2 separate regions of the Homo sapiens genome follow, and region 1 is linked to region 2. Evidence: read pairs that join two places in POLR2A ChIA-PET (ENCODE). Cell type or tissue: MCF 10A. All regions are shown on one strand.

Region 1 (4,000 bases), 200 kb after region 2:
TGTTAGGTGTCAAAGGTAATGGTGAGCTGGTGGATGCTGTGGGTTTCCCTTAGTGTTTTCTGTTTTGCTTTGGTTTTGTTTATGTCTAGGGACACAGTGCATGATTTAGTTGAGCCCTGGGGGAGAAAAGGAAGATTAGCCAAAACAGGGACTTAAAGCTCATAAGGGAGAGTGGAATAGCTAATATTGTTAGATACCGAACTAGAGCTACAGATGCTGCTGCTGCATTGTGGAGGGAACAGATCATACTGGGTGGAAAAATCTCTGCTTGGAAGGGAAACACTGTCAAAGTCTGTACATTGTTTATGTGGTATGTGGAATTTTTTTTTTTAATGGAGCTTTCTTGATGAAGGTGTTAGAGTTGGAGAAAGTGGTTGTCTGCATTATGATACATTGCAGTCTTGGTGTTTTTGTTTTAATATTTCAGACCCGTAATTAGCATGTTGCTAACGCACTTGTTTTCTGACCACTTGATGGTGAACCAGTGTAGGATGTAGTGCAGTGGGATGAGTACATGAGCAGCAAGAAATACATCCTGTAATCTGTATGCATTGGGAGGAATATGCTCCTGCACTCCTCCCCCAGGTCAAGCCAGCTGCTGCAGAAACTGACATCCTCCAGCAAATCCTGAATGAATGAATGAAAACAACGTGATCGCCCTAATAATGACCACAACTGAACACACATCTTTGGCTGTATTTTATAGAAAAGGCCACCATTTTCTAACAGATTAATGCCATATGCAACTCCTTTGCACATTTTCTAGAACTGTATGAAATGAGAAGTAACAGAACGAACAGAAAACAGTTACATAAATTTTTTAGTGATTTCGCTTCAACAGTGCACAAATTGAGTTTTGGGATTTTCTTGTAGGGACTAAGAGGCATAAAATAAGCATTGCAGATTGTGTACAGAGGGTCTGGTGGGTGTGAGTAAGAGAAGTTTCGGCAATTGCTGCAACAACATAATGGCCATCTAGTACCTCCTCCCCTTTTGTATATAAACACTAACATCTTACAACGGATAATAGTACAACTTGTTTTTCTGCATCCTTCAAAAGGCTTAATGGCCTAGGAATTACATGCTCCATCATCAAGCAGTTTTAATAAAATTTGTGATCTGGCTTAAACTATTCTCTTTGTTGTAGTGTGGCACATACGAGTTTAATGCGATTTTAATGCAATCATGATGAAAACACTTTTCTGAGTCTGGTTGTGCAGCAGACAGATTTGCAGTGTCAGAGAGCTTGTGTTGGGAATGCAAGGGCTTTCTTTGCTAAAGATGTTTTTCTGCTGTTTTAAACACCAGGTGGTTTTGTCAGTTTCTTACATTGCAGTGATTTTTGAATGCGGGCTTCTGTGCCCCCAGTTCCGTGATTATATTACTCCTATGTTACTTCTCCATGTCCCGCCTTTTACCCCCACTACCCAAATTAAAACTGTCCTACTAAACTGTTCTGTTTCCTTAGCCATTTAAAATCCATGATCTGAACAGTTGATTTAATTTTTCGAATGATTATCTTCTCAATTTCTTTTGAATGCTGTAAGGTTCTGACTTGAGTGGATTTTAGCCTCCACTGGTCAAGGTTCCTGCCGCTGCCACTGCTGCTGCAGACACTGACATCACTATACTGCATGAATGAAAAACAACAACGTGCTCCATTTCTTCCTCTGCTCTCCACCTCCTCCTTTTTCTGCACACTTCAGTGTATGTGTGTGTGTGTGTGTGTGCGCGCAAGAGGGTGTTAAAACTGCGTTTGAAACTACACTTGAAAGCATTAAGTAGTTGATGGCTCAAGGGGTAGGTATATAGTATAAAGGCATATTGTTTATGAAAAGCTGCAAGGGCTATGGGCATTTCGACTAAAGGTGACATAACTGAGCATTCAGTGTTTCATGCATTTCATCTGGAGTGATGATTATAGGAGAAAATATGGAAGCTTAAAAATGTTTTTATGATTCTTTTACCAAAAAATTATGAAACCACTCAATTTCTAAATAAATTATATCATTATCTGCGTCTTAAGCATTCTTAATGTGAATATTTGTAGGGCTAAGGCTAGAGTAATAGAGAATTGATATTCAGATTGTTTCACAAGGCTGAGGAAAAGCTGAATTCTATAAATAGGAATAGTCAATTTTAATATTATTATAATATTAATTTATACAACCCAGGAAAAAATGATAATTTCCTTTATTTTTGTAGTATAGTTTTAAATAATTTAAATGGTTACCATAATAGAAATACGTAAATTGCCAAATACCTTGCTGTATATATAGCAGACATGGAGTTTTACAAATTGAAACTGTTTTGTTTGTGCTCATGCATCATCCTCTTTTTGCTTGTTTTTTTTCTTTTGTATTTTTAAAACTTCAAGGTTTGTTATTTACATTCATTCCTGTACTTCTGCCATTAGTAAAATGTCATCCTCCCTCTTGTTTGGTTCTGAAGGGTATTGCAGTGGTGAATGACAGGCTGCTGAATGAATCCTCAGGCTCCCTGTGATGTGTTTGTAATAGACGTAAAATCATAAAGTATTATGCAAATAGTTATTTTTTTGTAATGGTAATACATAAAGTCTACCTTTGAGATAAATAGAGCAACTCAAATGAGAAAAAGCAGGATGTTAGTGTTAAAATTAATGATCTTTAAGCTAAAATCATTAGTAACAACCAAAAGAAAATATAGTAAAGTTGCTTCTTTTTGAAACCTCACAGACCAGAACCCATGGATTTAAACATAGAACAAATACAGTTTTACTGTCCAAGATAGTAAGTAGGAAATGCAAATCTTTGTGTGCGTGTGTGTGTGTGTGTGTGTGTGTGTGTTTTGTAAAGATAGATCATTAGGATTAATTATAAGTTCTAAAAGATGTAAAAACAGTCATATTTAGAATACTCTGGATGGAGAATACAGCTTATTTTTAAGTGTACCAAATCTGATAACAAAAACATGGAAGAGCTTGTAATTTATATAGCTCCTGTTTTGAAAAATAGCATATGTTAGTTCCTGATTTAACATATCAGGTTTATTTAGGCCTAATACTCTACCAGATTGCTAACTCTAGAGTGAAATTTGATTAGACTTTTTCATGAGTATCTTGAGAGCCTCATTGTTTTATACATAAAGAAGTTATGATTCTATTCTAAAAGATAATGCAAATATAATGTTAACTCCATGTAATATATGTTTGCCTGTGTTCATTCATTTGCTTTCAGTTTTTCTCTTTTCCTTAAATTTATCTTTTTAAGTCATTTTTATACTGTGCTCAATGGAATACAAAAAATTTTAATAACTTTTTCTCTTTTAAAAGAGATACTCAGATATTCTCTTTCTATAAAGTTTTATTCTCAGGCTATTCTTGAAAATTAAGATCCTCCCTTTCCATTTTAAAATTAATTAATTTTCCTTGAGTGCTTATAGATACTTGTTTCAAAGCTTTCTTCTACATTAATGTTTTAGCTTTTTCTAAAGAGACAGGTTTCACATACTGACTTTTGGGAAAGGTTTTCATTCTCAGAAAACTATGCTAGAGAGCAGCAGTGTTCATTATTTACAGAACTATTTTTTTCCATCAGTTATCTCATGGTGCCTAAAATTTCTAGATCAATCAGTGAATAGCAAAATAGATAAATGAATTTATAGTTATTTAATCAAAATCTATTGTCTTATGTTCAAAGATTATATTCCTCTCAAATAACTGTTATTGTAAGCGTATTGAATATTGAATACCTAGCATGTGTAAATCATCTTAATCAGTTTTTAACTGTATGTAAAGTTCTGTGTGTATATATCGAACTGGAAATCATTTTATTAATTACAGTACTTTTTACAGAAGGACTGCCGTGTACGTTTCTGTAAGGACTTAATGCAAATTAGGATTTGTACTTTGGGGAAATGTTGAAGGATAATGGCGTCCTTGTGATTTTTGTTTTACTTGTGATAAGTCAGACTACATGTGAATAAGAAAATAAGGGAGTAACTGGGCTCCACAGCAGTG
Region 2 (4,000 bases):
CAGTCCCTTTCCTTCCATCTTATAAACATTTCCCAATCCCCGTTGGCATAAAAACACCACTGTTCTCAAGATACTGCTTGCTTCCCCTTGTTTAAGCAAGAGAGGTAGATGGTCTGAGTATGTAGGAACATTGGCTGTGATGTTGAGGGGTGAGTCAGGGAAGGCAGAAATTAGAGAGAAAAGACCAGTTAGGAGGGTGTCGAATTAAGGTGATGGTGATGGAGAGGAGACAAGTTTGAAAGGCATCTAGGAGGTAGGATTAATTACAATTTGACATTCAGTGATTATGAGAGTTGAAAGAATGATGATTCTTGTGAATTGAGAAAGTACAGAATGAGGAGGTGCACATGTACCCTAAAACTTAAAGTATAATAAAAAAAATGAGGAGCAGGTTTTATGGAGACGATCATGAGTTCACGATCGTCTGGAAGTGTTGAGGTGAACTGCTCTTGGACATCTAGTTGGAGAAATCAGGTAAGCAGTTGAAAGTATGGGGCATATGATGTATAACTTAAGAAAAATATTCGTTATTTAGAAATGGCTTTGGTAATTAAAGATGTCTTGGTGTATCTTGAGTTAGTCTTGGATAAGATCCCCTAGAGATGGAGTGAGAAGAGAGCAACCCTAGAGAGTAACACAGGAGGTGGAGGAAGAGGACCCTGTAAAGGAGCCTGAGAACAAATGGCAGAAAGAAAGAGGGCAAATATGAGGTAAATTTTTGTTAGATGGAGGTTTTTGTTAGTTTTTTTTTTTTTCTTGGAACGCTTTGAGGACAAGGATAATTGTATTGACAGCTTCTAGCAAAACCAGCCTAAGTTGTATATACCCAATAACTATGTATTACATTGCATTATTGACAGGGCTTAATTAAAATAAAGTCTCATCACTTGTTGAGAACTTCCTTTGCCTGAAATCACATATAGCTAGGGTTTTTGGAAGGAATGAGGTTGTAAATGAGACAGTTTGGAAAGGTAAAATATCAATATATTGGAGCTATATGGCAAAGCTGATGGTTAGGGGGTGCCATCGCTGCGGCAGCCACAGGATGTTATTTTCAGTATAAACCTCTTTGCTGATTGAGGTGATTTTGATTGCTGTCAGGTGTGAGAGAATAATCATTGGCTGCTAGCAGTTTTGCCACTGAAGTTGGGGGTTCACAGATCTGAACATTTTCTTGTACTTTAAATCTCCATAATGTTTTATCACATTTGAATTCCATTGCAACCCTCCAGTGATGAGTCAGAATTAAAAGCTGTTCTAAACTAGATTATATTCTTATGTTTCTACAAACAATCTTCTTAAGGGCAGGGATAGAAATTAGAGCAATCAAATAATTCATCCAAAGCCACTGAGGGCATGGTTTGGCCTCACATTAGCTATGGCCCACTTAGGGTCTCCATGGGTGGGGGTGAGAGTGGAGGGGCTGGTGCCTCAGGAGCTGTGCAAGGTTACCCATAGGAGGTGTGCAAAGTCTTAAAACTTCTATTTATAAGCAATTTTATCCTATTCTTAACAACTATTTTTGTATATGTTTAAAAATGTGCATTAGATATTAGTATAGTGCTCCATGCTTGTAGGTATATATATCTATATATATATGATTTACATAAATATGGCAGAAGCATGCTCTAACATTTTGAAATTGACAAGTGTGTGTTTGATTAAAAAAAAATACTTTGGAGACCTCAAGATTAAATTGTGATTACTGTTTGAGCATTGTAAATTAACTGGGAATATTTAGAAGTTTCTTAACAAACTTGTGTCAATCATTTTAGCTATTATTAGATTTCCAGTAATAGCTAAACCTTTGTGTTTTAGTTGCAAAATGCAGATGTGTTTCTTGACCTTAATTCCTTACTATGGATTTTAATGGAGAGCCTTAAAACACAAGTTGAAAACCGTTTGTTGTACTTTTTGTGAATATGCTGAAGTTTTCTCATGAACTAACTAATGCCTCTCCACATACGGTATGTTCTTTGCAGTCATTCTTTAGTCACAGGCAGTTTAAGCTGTTAAATAGTATCTTGCTTTGAAAGGTAGGCGGATGGCATTTCTATCTTCTGGTACATCTGGTAAGTTAATATATACAGTCTCTGAGTATCCTGCAGGGACCTGTTTTTACATGCATACAGGGATGTTTATGTAGAAATCAAAGGCCATGAATCAGAAGAACACAACTCTTGTTTCCAGTGTACTGGAGGCTTGAAAAAATTGGCTTTGAAAAATTGAAAGTAGTGTGGTTTGTTTTTATTGTGGAACCGATCAGGAAGAACAATTTACAGTCATTGCCATTCTTCACAGATGAATGGAGTAGAGGTGCCTGCCTCGTGAAATGGAGCAGCTGCGCCCGTTTTCTCTGGGCTCACAAAAACATTTGCTTTTTAATCGAGAACTTTAGATGGTAGGGTACAGTTTGTTTTCATGATGGAAGTGGTCAGTTGTGCCTTACCAGACAGCTGTAGTGTAATTAAGAAAAACTGTGTGAAAGTGGATTAGATATAACACAAGAAGCCTTTTTTATTTTTTTTTAAAGAGGGGTTTCCCCTTAAATTTATTCATTTTTTTCTTTAATGGTTCAAAGGAGAAATACTGCTATCATTCTGGTCCACAAGATTTTTGCTACTTCAGGATATCATTTAGCTCTAGGAAACATGAGATGCTCTGCTATAGAATAATTGCTTGTTTTTGTAACAAGTGCAAACTAAAAACTACAGGTTTTAAAGATGATTTAGTTTGTGAGAGATTTGCCTTCAAAACAAAGCTTAAAATAAAGAATTGCACAGTTATATTTACATTAACTTTAATGCATTTTAAAAAGTGACCTACTTTTATAATAAAGTTGTGAGGCTGCTTTTTAGACCTGCTTTGTACACAAGTTGCAACATTAGGGGATCTTTAAAAACTGTTAGGGTATTAGCTTTTTAAGACCAGAAACCATGAGAGGAGAAAATTATACTTTTCTTGATAAATTTTAAAATGAGTTAGTCAAATAATAATGAAATAAGCTGTTGAAGTGTTGATGTAGCTAAATGTGCAACATTAGGCTGTCAATTTACTTTGAAGAGCATACACTTACTTTATGCAGCAGACTTTGAAATAAGAATAGAAATGCCTTAATTTGCATCACAGTCTACAGTAGCAAAATGACTTTCAAGGTCAGAGGGAGCTTAATTTCTAAAAAAAAACACAATAACAAAACCAAACAGGAACCTATTGTGTTCACAAATAACCAAGATTTATTTGTACTAGACACTTAACCTTTATAACTTTTTATACAGATTGCCCAACACACTAGAAACCAAACTTTTCATCCTAAGCAAAGTAAAGGTGCCAGTTTCAGGTTTGCTTTAAAACATTTTTATATGTTGATTTTCTGGAGGAGACTCTTAGGCTTTATTTCAGTTAGGGGAATTTGGAAGGCTGGTTGAAGGGAGGAGGTGAGTGAGGAGTTACAGCCCAAATGCTCTTACCATTTCCAGCCTTGCAGCCCTGCCCTGGGAGGTATTATAAGGAGGACGAGTCTATATTAGATTGGTTGGTTTAGAGAAGAACCCTGGCTGCTGTTTCTCTCTGGCTCACTGATGGCGGCTCTCTACTGATTTCTTTTGTCTCTCCTCACCACAGACCCTAAGAAAACACTGAGAATCAGGCCATCCATTCTAAATGGCAAACCATGGCTGCAGCTTGATAGCTGGTGCTTTTTCTGTTTGCAAACTGAGTCCTCAGGTGCACCAAAATCTTCTTCCCCTTTCTCTGAGCAGCTTCTCAGGCTTAGATGCTACTCTGACTTCTCGACAGACTTCTGCTTCTGTAGAACATGAGCAATGTTGTTTAGGAAAGAATGGAGCAGAGTGTGGGGTGGATTAGAAAGGTAGAGTAACAATTAAGAAACTGAGGCAGTTTTTAAGGTCAGAACAATAATGAAGAGCATTGAAGGTAGATAGCAGCAGGATGCAGCAATAGAATTATGGGACATGCTAATTACTAGAATCAGAATCAA

What was found. ChIA-PET counts read pairs that join two places held together with the same protein. Peaks named below come from ENCODE experiments on the same cell type or tissue, not always from the same donor. Only the 100,000 strongest peaks of a DNase experiment are listed, where the experiment ranks them.
Region 1: POLR2A ChIA-PET joins it to region 2 with 14 read pairs; 11 of 35 experiments call an interaction of 5 or more read pairs at or near these places.

The regions. Positions count from the first base shown.
Region 1 is chr7:7,970,614-7,974,613 of GRCh38, forward strand. The region is part of intron 1 of GLCCI1 (glucocorticoid induced 1); the gene reads left to right. Among named protein-coding and RNA genes, the nearest start is that of GLCCI1, 3.8 kb to the left of the region's middle. In MCF 10A, no CTCF peak of the experiment used is centred here; no DNase peak of the experiment used is centred here.
Region 2 is chr7:7,770,383-7,774,382 of GRCh38, forward strand. The region is part of intron 2 of UMAD1 (UBAP1-MVB12-associated (UMA) domain containing 1); the gene reads left to right. Among named protein-coding and RNA genes, the nearest start is that of RPA3, 54 kb to the left of the region's middle. In MCF 10A, no CTCF peak of the experiment used is centred here; a DNase peak (open chromatin) is centred at 2,139.